Linked DNA regions of Homo sapiens: region 2 is linked to region 1. Evidence: read pairs that join two places in POLR2A ChIA-PET (ENCODE). Cell type or tissue: B cell. All regions are shown on one strand. Each heading gives the region's core, and the rest is flanking DNA. Links, peaks and the distances in the headings are about the cores only. Region 1 overlaps TCF4 (transcription factor 4). Region 2 has its middle 21 kb from the start of LINC03035.

The links. Peaks named below come from ENCODE experiments on the same cell type or tissue, not always from the same donor. Only the 100,000 strongest peaks of a DNase experiment are listed, where the experiment ranks them.
Region 2: POLR2A ChIA-PET joins it to region 1 with 5 read pairs; 1 of 35 experiments calls an interaction of 5 or more read pairs at or near these places.

Annotation. Positions count from the first base shown.
Region 1 is chr18:55,216,843-55,223,422 of GRCh38, forward strand. TCF4 (transcription factor 4) reads right to left here. Exons shown (of 20, transcript NM_001083962.2): 20 at 5,343-6,580. Among named protein-coding and RNA genes, the nearest start is that of LINC01929, 96 kb to the left of the region's middle. In B cell, for the core only: no CTCF peak of the experiment used is centred there; a DNase peak (open chromatin) is centred at 3,879; H3K4me3 peaks cover 814 bases; H3K27ac peaks cover 2,152 bases.
Region 2 is chr18:55,061,182-55,067,761 of GRCh38, forward strand. No RefSeq gene overlaps it. Among named protein-coding and RNA genes, the nearest start is that of LINC03035, 21 kb to the right of the region's middle. In B cell, for the core only: no CTCF peak of the experiment used is centred there; a DNase peak (open chromatin) is centred at 3,790.

The DNA of each region.
Region 1 (6,580 bases), core at 1,930-5,929:
TTAAAGAGAAAGAGGAAAACCCTGGTATGTGTGAAGGTTCTGGGAGAGACAGGCTAATGGGGTGCTTGATAATCTGATTGGAAAGAAGCCTGCAGAAGCTGCATTGCAGAGGAAGAACATCATCAGAGAGGGAGGTGGAAGGCCTGCAGTCACACAAGGGGAGCCATATTCTGGATGAGAAAGGGCATTAGACATATTTTAATCCAAGCCAGTGAATCCACCCTCTAAACTCCAGACAACACCAGCAACTTTGGGATCATGAAATGTCTACTGGCTTTAACATCAACAGACCTGAATTTGCCTCTGAGTTACTTTGCCCTGGTCACCTGCACTGACCACAGCCCTCAGAGGCTGGCATGGTCTCTCTCTAAGGTGTGGAGGATAATACTGATTGCTTAGATTTGCAGCGAGGCTTGATGGAATAATGTCTGTGGAAGTGCCATCATTGTGGAAACAGAGCTTTCATGAGGTTGAGATTGCTTGAACATGTTCCTTATAAGTGAGCTCCTTCTGTTTTCAGATTTTTCTAACACTAGGTAGGTGGGAGTTTCATTAAATGTAGGAGAAAATGGGAAATCATAGTAGAATCTGGGAAGATGCACAACTTGATCCAGATGACTTCCCACCTTTGAGGACAGAATTGGGAGTGGGGGTGGGGGCCAGGGAAGACATTGCAAATAGAGGTCATTGCTGCAGTCCCGTGATTAGGGCATGCATGTGTAAATATTCACACATCATACAATCTCTATGTGATGCACTGACACGTTCTCTGTGTCAACATGGATGGAGCACAAGGCAGGTCTTATAATATTTACTCCAAGATGTAGGTGCTATTATCCACATTTCACAGCTGAAGGAAATGGGTCTGTGGAGTAGCTTGTTCAAAAGCATATATCTTGTATGGTATTAGATGGTCAAAGCCCTGTGTGAGTATAAGCTTATACCTGTGACATGAAAAATACAGGAAAGCGTCTATTGCTTTACTGCTGTTAATAATTATCAGTGTGATTTTAAATGTCTTTTGGAACAAAGGTTGGTAAAAATTAAGGAAATGGCATTGCCTCCTCCCACCGGATGTTTTTGTCCAGGCATCCTTTCCTTACCACACTCTGTAGATCCACTCTTCACACCTGCCTAACTCAAAGGCCTATCCCTGTCTCTTGTAAGTGCTCTCCACATTTCACGACCTCTTTCTTTTGTCTTTCTTTTTGAGATGGAGTCTCACTCTGTCACCCAGGCTGGAGTGCAGTGGCACGATCTCCGCTCACCACAACCTCTGCCTCCTGGGTTCAAGAGATTCTCCTGCTTCAGCCTCCTGAGTAGCTGGGATTAGGGGCACAGCCACCACGCTTGAATAATGTTTGCATTTTTTGTAGAGATGGGGTTTCGCCATGTTAACCAGGCTGGTCTCAAACTCCTGACCTCAGGTGATCTGCCTACCTCGCCCTCCCAAAGTGCTGGGATTACAGGCGTGAGCCACCGCGCTTGGCCTCCCACCTCTTATTCATACCAGCCAGCTTCTCCCCTCCTTCATGGAAATTTCCATATTGAAACCTCTCCCTCATCCTGGCTATCATGCTCTGTAGGATACCCCAGCAATCTTCCTAGTATCAATTACTCCCTGCCCAGTTCTTCATTGTTCCTCTATAGCCCCCGTCACTTCCATTTGCTGTTTTAGTTGCTCACACATACCCTTGGGTTGTAGACCTCTGGAGGGCTAAAGTATCATTTTATTGACATAATGGTATGTTGCAAAGGGTTCTCGGATAGGGAGGCAGGCAACCAGAGTTCCTTTTAGGGCTTGGGCATGAGCTTGAGGGAACTGTGCAGATCCAGCTAAGTTCTCAAGGCCTCACTTGCCTTCCCTTTAAAATGTATGGTTTGGCCTAGATTTTCCTATACATCCTCAGAATAATCAATAATACCATGTGGATATTTCTTTTCTTTCCTTTTTAAAATTTTTGAAACAGGGTCTCACTCTGTCGCCCAGCCTAGAGTGCAGTGGCGTGATCATGGCTCATTGCTGCCTCAACCTCCTGGGCTCAAGCTATCTTCCTGTCTTAACCTCTTGAGTAGCTGGGACCACAAACACAGGCCAACACACCTGGCTATTTTTTTTTTTTTTTTTTTTTTTTTTTTTTAGAGACAGGGGTCTCACTTTGTTGCCCAGGCTGGTCTTGAACTCCTGGGCCTCAAGTGATCTCCCACCTTGGCTTCTGAAAGTGCTGGGATTACAGGTGTGAGCAACTGTGCTCAGCTAGGATGCAGATATTTCCATCCTGTACACGTGAGCTTTGAATAACTCTGTAAACCCCAAAGATCAGCCAAGGGTTTCCAGGTATTGTTGCTTGGGTGATGGGAAAGTGATGCAAATGAGAAAAAATGCATAATCATCATTTAAGCTACCATAATTGTCTTCCTACAAGTCTACTTCTTTACAGTGCAGAAAGGCTTGCCATTGTTTTAGGTCCATTATCTTCTCTGCCTGCCGAAATACTCCTCACACCTGGTCACTTTTACAAATATCCCATCTTTTCCGGAAGCAGCTGCAGTGTCTCTCTCCACCACTCCCCAGCATGGTTTGTTCCTACCTTCAGGTAATTATTGTGTTGGTCATATAGATGCATCTATTGCCTTCCAACCGGACTTACAGGTAGGGATTGTTGCCTTTTAACTCCCCCAGTGCTTTTGACTTGATCAGCACTCGATAATAAGTCAATTGATAAATGGATGATGTGATTATTTAAATTTTTCAGGTTATGGGTGCTGTTGGGTCTCCTCTTGGTCCTTTTCCATTCCTGTCTTCTCCTTACTGCTGCAATACCTTTTATCAAAGAGCGATGGATTTTTGAGAGATGGTAATAAATGGGAGGATCTGTAAAAGGAAAGTCAATTGATTTTCTACTATAGTTCCTTTGGGTGGTGTGTGGATGTGATTTGATAAGACCCTGAGATCACGGGATACTGAGATCACGGGATACTGTGCAGACTCGAATTGTGCTGCCCATTTAGCACTTAAAATCTAAGTGGGCCAGACTCATGGCAGTGTGGGCTCCTGAACTGGATTTCAGAACAGAAAAAAAGGATATTAGTGGATAAACTGGTGAAATTCGAATAAAATACCACTGCTAATGTCTTAGTTTTGACAAATGTACCATGGTTATGCAATGTTTTACCTTTAGGGGAAACTGGGTGAAGGGTACATGGAAATGTTATGTATTATTTTTGCAACTATTCTATAAATCTAAAATTATTCCAAAAGACAAAGGTTATTTTTAAAAAAGTGGGTGGGCCAGAGTGAAAATTTTCAGTTTGGCTAGCAGACTCTTGCTGCGTGAATATTCTCACATCTAGTTATATCCCAACAATTTGTAGAATAGGTTGAAAAAGAGAACTGCAGGGAAGTTTAAAAACTCTCCTGTAAAAGATTCATGAAAAGGCAGTAGAAAAAAAATAAAAGCAAAACAAACAAAAAACAAGACTGTGGGCAGCTGGTGGGGGAGGCCTAATATTAAAGGTGGGAAGCCAAGTGGCTGCTCAAAAGGTGGGTCAGTGCAGTGACCCTGGGCTCAAAATCAGGATACTGGCTACTTGTTTTAGCCCCAAGAACTTGAGCACATCACTTTGCCTGCATTTGCCCATCTTTGAAATGGTCTCACTGAGACTCACAAATAAAGATATATAAAATAAAATAATTCCTTACAAAAATCAAGTTTTCCTATTCTCCAAAATTTTGTCATTTTTTGCTCAAGAACAAAAGAGTTCCTCACTCGTGGGCTGGTTATGGTCAAAAACCTCAAAACAGCAAGTCTGATTCTGCATGAGCATTTTCACTTTGCACTTGGCAAGTTTCAGCTTCCTCTTAGAAGAATGTTCATGCCAATGCTAAAGCCATTTGACTTCTAAATATAGTGTAACAGATGTTAATAGGAACAGTATTATTTTCTGTTACACAAAGGGTCTTTCTTTAAAAGCCAGACACCAGCCCAGTTCTGGTTAGGCTCAACCATTTCAATCAAGGTAAATAGGATTGTTTTTTTCCTTTCCCAAGTATTGAAGATTTTGGTATCTTACACCAGATTTTCTTAACTTGACCCATGAACAAGTATCCATGCCTAGATGCTAGAGAGATTTGTCAAGGCCAGGCACCGTGGCTCATACCTATAATCCCAGCACTTTGGGAGGCCAAGTTGGGAGGGTCACTGGAGTTCAGGAGTTCAAGACTAGCTCAGGCAGAAGAGCAAGACCCTGTCTATAGGAAAAATTTAAAAAAATTCGCTGGGCATGGTGGCACATGCTTGTAGTCCCAGCTACTCAGGAGGCTGAGACAGGAGGATCATTGAGCCCAGGAGGCTGAAGCTGCATTGGTAAGATTGTAGCCACTGCACTTCAGCCTGGTTGACAGATGGAGAACCTGTCTCTTAAAAAAAATAAAAAAGTTGAATGTGACGTTTCATACATATATCCTTTTCCCCCCCTCTATGGAGTGGTTTCATTCATCTTCCAAGTGTCCAAAACTCAAAAATGGCAAGAAACACTTGTGCATACACACCACTCCATAGCAAAAAGCCTAAACTATAATTGTTATATTTAGGTACAGATTCAGTAATCTTAATATCTAACACTCCAAACAAATACCCAGATACTGGCTGCCTGGTTGATTTCACTTTTTGACCCCACAACACCCAGCAACTCTGAGGGCTGCACCTCAATGCACATTGGCTTTTAACTATTGCTTTCTCATAGCTGTGACACTGTCTTCCTTTCCTGAAAACATGTGGATTTTCACTTGAGGCACTTTTGTTCATCAAACCTTATCGATTTAAATGATCTCTCAAGAATACCAAAGTGACTCTGGCTCTTCTTGCCCTTCTAGTCCTTTAAAGACTGGCCATGTTTCTTTATAACACAGGCTGTGACCAGTGAGAATGTGGACTTGTAAACCATTTGAATGAGAATGCCTTATGGAACAAGAGATCTTCTGGCTGGCAGAGCATGAAGCGTCCCAAGTGCAATTTAAATGTGCGATCCTGGTGTGATTTGAATATATGCAGCACACTAGTTCCTTCTGTTGATTTCAATGTCTCCCTTAAAGGGGCTTACACATGAAATTTCTTGGGCTGTTCCTCAAGAGAAAGGTGCTCTACAGATGAAGCCCAGAGTATAAATTTCACTTGGTTTCAGATGAATGGACCGAATTATGAGGCTAAAAATGATTCCCTATTTCAGCCCCTTTGGATACTCCTCCCTTCTTCATTTCTAAAATTACTGTGATCTTAACTTCTGGATAATACTTTAGGTTCTCCAGCAATTTAACTTCCCTTTGAAAATGAACCAAAATGTAAGATTAATGTACCTTTTAATGTGGTCCTCTAAAAGAGAACAATGTTAATAGACACTACACAAGATACTGTAGGGGTGCACAGGCACATTCCCCCCCACCCCTTTTCAGTAGTAGTTATATGATCAAATATAATACTAAAAGACTAAATGCTTGTGGCTCTTTTATATATATTTAAAACACACAGTAAGAACATAAGAACATCTCAAATCATTTAGAAGGTAAAAGGGGGTTATCAACCAAAATCTTTGGAAATTTCATAAAATTTAAATATCTGCAAACAGTCCAACCAAAAACGAAAAAAAAAAAAATCCCAACATTTGGCTATGGAGGGCACTTCACATGTGAACCAAATGGCGTTATAACATTTTCCTTCAACTAGTCACTAAACCCAATTAGAAAGAATACAAGAGCAATATTGGAGACATCCCCAAATACCACGTACTTGATTAGAACATTCTGTTATGAAGCGCTCAGCTACCGCGGGCTTTCCTTTACATTGCATACATTACTTTACATTTCTACAGTGCAATGTTGAAATAGCCTCCAAATTTTGCAAAGTAGATTGATGTCCATTCTACAAAAATATTAACTTACAGTACATAACACTGAATAATTTTAATCTGTACATTTTTTTCCTTCCATGATAGTTGACACACGTCAGTTTGTACAAGTTAGAAAAAAACATCTGGTTGTTTACATCTGGATTAATAGTCAACAGAGGCAACCAGAAGTGGTGGGGCGGATGTAGTTTGAGAAAGTATAAATACAGTGTTAATATTAACTGTAGTTAACAATATTCAGCTTTTAACAAAGTGATACAAAATAAATCATCTTAGATTTTTGACTGAAAAGATCTGAGAATGTTCTGCCAAACAGCCGACCAACTGGTGCAAAAGGTTAAGGCTGACTTGACTTAGCAACCTGCAGCACAACCGAAAACACTGGTGCAGTTCAGAGCTCTTCAAATGCATAGCTTCAGTGTTACACACACATTAATTATATTCCTTCAATTAGTTAATCCTCTAGACAGTTTTCTTTTTGTTTTGCATGCATCCCGTTCCATTTTCATTAAGGGCATCTCTTCCTTGATCAATCATGTGCTTTGCTTTTCAATTTGTTTTTGTGATTTTTTTTGTATGTTTTGTTTGTTAAGCTGTCAATACCTCCAACACTTGGAAAATGAAATATAGATGCGTTTTACTTACAGAAGAGAATCATAGCTATATGGACAATGCA
Region 2 (6,580 bases), core at 1,584-5,583, 160 kb before region 1:
GCAATTGAGTCACATCTTCAGCCTGTACTTCTAATTCTAGCTTTCTTGCTATTTTTACCACATCTGCAATTTCTTCCTCCACTGAAGTCTTGAACCCTTCAAGGTTATCCATGAGGTTTGGAATATATTTCTTCCAAACTCCTGTTAATGTTGATATTTTGACTTCCTCTCATGAATCACAAGTGTTCTTAATGGCATCTAGAATAATATATCTTTTCCAGAAGGTTTTAAACTTACTTTGCCAAGATATATTAAAGGACTCACAATCTATGGCAGCTATAACCTTAAGAAATGTATTTATTAAGTAATAAGACTTAAAAGTCAAAATTGCTGCTTGATTCATGGGCTGTAGAATGGATGTTGTGTTAGCAGGCATGAAAACAACATTAATCTTCTTGTACATCTTGACATCTAGTTGACATCTAGTCAGCTCTTGGGTGCCTAAATGCATTGTTAATGAGCAGTAATATTTTGAAAGGAATCTTTTTTACTGAGCAGTAGATCTCAACGGTGGGCTTAAAGATTCTGTAAACCATGCTGTGAACAGATGTGATATTCTCCAGTCTTTGTTCTTCCATTTCTAGAGCACAAGCAAAGTAGATTTAGCATAACTCCTAAGGGCCCTGGGATTTCCAGAATAGTAAATGAACATTGGCTTCAACATAAAGTTACGAGCTGCATTAGCCCCTAACAAGAGGGTCAGCCTGTCCTTTGAAGCTTTGAAACCAGGCATTGACTTCTCCTTTCTGGCCATGAAAGTCCTATATGGCATCTTCTTCCAATAGAAGGCTGTTTTATTTACATTGAAAATCTATTGTTTACCTGTATCAAAACATCTTATGTACTCCATAAATACATACACCTACTATGTACAAAAATTTAAAATAAAAAAATTTACAAAAAGAAAATCTATTCTTTAGTGTAGCCACCTTCATCCATGATCTTAGCTAAATCTTCTGAATAACTTGCTGCAGCTCCTACATCAGCACTTGCTTCTTCACCTTGCACTTTTATGTTATGGAGATGGCTATTTTCCTTAAACCTCATGAATCAACCTCAGCTAGCTTCCAGCTTTTCTTCTGCAGCTTCCTTACCTTTCTCAGGTTTCACTGAATTGAAAAGAGTTATAGCCTTATCTGGATTAGGCTTTGGCTTAAGAGAATTTTGAGACTGATTTGGTGTTCTATTCAGACCACTAAAATTTTCTCCATATCAACAATAAGCCTGTTTTGCTTTCTTGTCATTTGTGTTCCCTGGAGTAGCACTTTTCATTTTCTCCAAGAATGTTTTCTTTGCATTCACAACTTGACTAACTTTGGTGCAAGAAACTTAGCTTTAGGCCTATCTAATCTTTCCACATGCCTTCCTCATGAAGCTTAATCATTTCTGTCTTTTGATGGAAAGTGAGAGATGTGTGACTCTTCCTTTAGAGGCCATTGTAGGGTTATTAATAGGCCTAATTTCAATTTTATTGTGTCTCAGAGAATATGGAGGCCCAAAGAGAGGGAGAGAGATTGGGGAACAGACAGTCTGTGGAGCAGTCAGAACACACACCACATTGATGGATTAAGCTCACCCACCATCTTATACAGGCCTGGTTCATGGCACCCAAAAACAGTTACAACAGTAACATCAAAGATCACTGATCACAGACCATTAACAGATATAATAATGAAAAAGTTTGAAATATTGCAAGAATTATTAAAATGTGATACAGAGACACTCAGTGAACAAATGGCACTGATAGACGTGCTCAACCCAGGGTTGTCACAAACCATCAATTTGTTAAAAAATTCAGTATCTGCAAAATGCAATAATATAAGGCACAATAAAATGAGGTGTTCCTGTGGTTGTGTAGTTGATATTTAGTGTGTCAACTTGACTGAACCATAGAGTGCCCAGGTATTTGGTTAAACATTATTTCTGGGTGTGGCTCTGAGGGTGTTTCTAGATAAGATTGAATCAGTATACTGATTAAAGCAAATTGTCCTCCCCATTGTTGGTAGACATCATCCAATCTGTTGAAGGTCTGCATAAAGTATAAGACTAAGTAAGAAAGACTCTCCCTGCCTAACTGTCTTCAAGTGGAGACATGGATCTTCTCTTGCCTTCAGATTGGAAATCAGACTGGAACTTGTACTTTCAGCCCTCTTGGTTCTCAGGCCTTCAAGCTCAGACTTACAACTATATCATCAGCTCTCCTGGGTCTGGACTTCTCAGCTTCCATAATCTTGTGAGCCAATTCTTTGTAATACAGATGCTAATATACATAAATTATTTTTTAACATATGTCACCCCATTGGTTCTGTTTCTCTGGAGAACACTGAGAATATAATAGTGGAGATTTCCTCAGACTTTTGCATGAGTTCTTTATTATTATTACTGTAAATGTATTTTCCAGACAGTTGTAAAATCTTTGATCTTATTAATTTTTGAGTTTGACTTTGTAAGTTAAATATTTGTATGTAGTTACCTACATTTCTGAAGACTTCATCTTAGCATCTGTGGAGCTGAGCGAAGCAATTCTGGCACTTTTCTAATGACTTCTCTAGTTCATCATCCTGTATTTAACTTGTAAAAGAGAGTTTTTCCAATGATCTGCCCTCTGATTATTTTTTCTTTTCGCAAATTTTATCACACATAACATATATAAAGAAATGAGTCATAAGTGTTCACAAATTTAAAGTCAGCACACCTGCATCACAAACACCCAGATAAAGAAATTAAGAAGGAAAAATAAAAACAGAATCCCAGAAGTCCCCTTGAGCCTGCCCTCAGGGTTACCACTCTTCTGACCTGTAACAGTCTAGATAACATGGCCTGGTTTTGAATTTCATATAAATATAATCATACAACCATGTAGTCTTTTGAGTTTGACCTCTGCTGCTCAACATTATGCTTGTGAGATCCAGCCGTGCTGCTTGTAGCTTTGGCCTAGTAATTGTCATTGTTGTAGAGTATTCCCTTGAATGAATTAACCACAATTCATTGATCCATTTACCTTTGATGCACTCTGGGTTTTGATTCCGTTTTTGATGGTTGTAAATAGTGCTGACATGAACATTCACATAAATGTCTTTTGTGAATGTATGTGCCCATTGTTGCTGGATGACTGTCTAGGAGTGGAATTGCTAGGTTGCAAGACACTTCCGCTTTTTATCTCTTCTTTTAATATATTTTCCTTCATAGGTTTCCTCAATTATGAGGTTATCCTATAAACATGAGTAACTTTAATTTTATATTCCCACCTCTCTGCTGTCTTAAGCACCAGCAAAATTATACGTTAGTTATAAAGAAAAACATTGCTCAGGACTCCAAGTCCTTGGCTTTCATCCCTCCATGGCCTGCCACCCTGCTGCATCCTCCAGGCAAGGGAACACGACTTCCAGCTACAAGTTTGAACTCAGACACCTATCTGGTCTCTTTCTTACCTGTGTTGCCTGGCCACATATGAAATATAAAGATTAATTTTCTCCATGTAGTTAAAGGCCTGGGTGGTGGGAGGAAGGAAGGGCAGAGTAAGCGTCCGCTCTTTCTGGAAGTTTCCATCCTAGTTCCTCTCTGGGTTTCTAAGGTGTAGGAAGGGTTTAAAGATAGAATGGAGTGCCACCATAGCAGGACAAGTCCTAACACCCGCCTGCCTTACCACACCAGCTGCAGGAGAAAACAGTTCTAACAGGGAGACAATTTAAAGAGGAAACGGTCCCTACATGCAGAAGAGAGAGCACTAACCACTCCACTCCTCCCTTGTGCCCTCACCCCAAATGTCGTGATGTGCGTGTGATTTTGACCACTGGGGCTCCTCCTTGGGTAGAGGGAGGAGAGTGTGCACCACTAGCCCATGGTTCCCGGTGTGTCAGGGCTTATCTGGGACCTCAAACTTAGCATATCTAAAACCAAACCCTTATCTTTTCCCCAAACCAAATCCCCTTTCAGACTTCTCAGTTTCTGTCAGCTGTAACATCACAATCATATTCATCGAAACCTTACAAACCATTTCAGATTATTTTCCTTTAATCAGTCAACAAATATTTTTGATTCTTCTTCAGAACTATTCATCTTTAAAGTGACTTTTGTGTCCCCTTGGGATCATCTTTTGTTACCTCCCAACTGGATTATTGCCAAAGCTTTCTGGGACTGTCTCACTGACTCTGCCCATCACCCCATCTGGCTTTGCTGCCATCTTGATATTAAGCTTTCTAAAAGGGTGACTTCCTAACGTTATTCATCTTACTAAAAACCTCTAAGGCCTCCATCAGAGGAACAAGAACTACTGTGAAGTAATGGACATTGAACTGACAATGAGCAACTAGAATTTATATAACGAAATAACTTTTTTTGAAAAAAGTATAGTCAGGTTACTGTTGAATAATGAAGTCTAGAAGAATCAAGACTAGGAAGACCTAAATTTAACCCACTTTATTTATTTATAATTTTTATTTATTTATTTATTGAGATGGAGTCTCGTTCTGTCACCCAGGCTGGAGTGCAGTGGTGCCATGTTGGCTCACTACAACCTCTGCCTCCCAGGTTCAAGCGATTCTCGTGCCTCAGCCTCTGGAGTAGCGGGGACTACCACCGTGCACTACCAAACCAGCTATTTTTTTGTATTTTTTAGTAGAGATGGGGTTTTGCCATGTTGGCCAGGCTGGTCTTGAACTCCTAGCCTCAAGTGATCCCCTCGCTTTGGCCTCCCAAAGTGCTGGGATTACAGGTGTGAGCCACCACGCCCAGCCCCAAGATAGTTCTTTAAACTGGAGAATCAGTCAGTGCTTTTGGGTAGCCACCGCACCTGACCTGATTTAACCCATTTTAGAACTCAAGTGTATGAAACACTTTAGAAAACAGTTTCAGCTGGGCATGGTGGTTCACGCCTGTAATCCCAGCACTTTGGTAGGCTAAGGCAGGCAGATCACCTGAGGTCAGGAGTTCAAGACCAGCATGACCAACATGGCAAAACCCTGTCACTACTACTAATACAAAAATTATTAGCTGAGCATGGTGGCATGCACCTGTAATCCTACCTACTCAGGAGGTTGAAACACGCAAATTGCTTGAACCTGGGCAGTAGAGGTTGCAGTGAGCAGAGATGGCACCACTGCACTCCAGCCTTGGCAATGAAGTGAGACTCCACATCAAAAAGAAAAGAAAAAAGAAAACAGTTTCAATTGGAACAGAAATCCCAACTGCAGATTGCTTTGAAGTGAGTGAAGAAGAGCCATCTTTTGGGCAGCTAGAATGCAGGCCTGAGGAGGACACTAGACAATTAGTTTTGAATAATGCACAAAAATAAGCATTTTCCTTCATGGAAGCCAAAAATGCATAGTCTATTACTACCCCTCTTCAACTAGCACATGAACCTTAGCAGCTGATAAAATTTATCTATGCTTAAAATAGGTAATCCCTTTTCTGTCCCTACCATGTATGTCCAAAGCTGACCCCGGTAATCAATCCACTCCCTCCTGGTCAGCCTCTATGTGGTCAAGGTCTCCCGCTTGGTACATTGCTCCTTCTCCATTCCTGTTCCACATTCCATCATAGACACAAGCATATACGTGAGATGCCACTAGGAATTCTGAAAGGAATGAGAAAGTATACCTGGCCTGACTAACCCCTCCTTTCTCCCGTCCATCTTTTTACAAACATTTGGTATCTACTATGTGCTGAACACATTACCATGCATTTTTTCAAAGGTGAAAGTAAATATTATATAGTTTTTATCTTCACAGTACTTACTCTGTATGTTATGGTTGAACTCTCTCCCTCACTCCCCTCTCTCTCTCTCTCTCTGTTTCTCTCATGCATTCATACATGAATGCATACAAGACTATAATATTGGGATTAAATACGAATTGCATATTGTCTCCATTTCTATTGTGCCTTGTATTATAGGGTCAAGTAAGTGTTAGAATGATTTGAATCTACTGGGCCTCATTGGCCTTAGCCTTCTGCAAGTAGAGCCTTCCTCCCAGGGAATTCAGACAGCTTGGGAACCCCAAGCAAGATAGAAGTGGAGAGAGACTAGAACAACAAATAGAAGTGCCAGAGGAGGCAAACAGAAAATCTGGTCCCCTTTTGCATACATTTTCTATATCGAACCAATGTTTTAACAGCAGAATGCTCCAAAGGGCATAGATTGGTGGTGTGGCCTCCATTTCTCCTGAAGGCTTTGTTCTTCCAGACTACTCAGTCTGTTGTTAATCCTCCTGCAGACAGTAAATGGTCCAGGTAAGGGCTTCATTCGTGGCTGCTTTTAAGAGATACTGAATGAGAGAGTCCTTGGGAGGTCAACAATTAAATCTAGATACATGAAGATGACAGAATAGGACAATAAATATTTGGGAGCTTGCTAATTTGTGAAAGTGTCCTGCTCAGTTCCATTTGGGCTTCCTGAGAAATGTCTAGACCACAGCTGGACACCACATGGGCCCAGAGTTTGATTTCCTTGAACAGAATTTCAACTGTAATACAGGCAAATAAGCAACTATGAGGACTCCTCGGAGGATACTTCCCATCCTCCATCTCTGAATGCTAGGAACACAAAAGCCAGAGGTTGGAGGAAAGTAGAAAGTAGAGATTT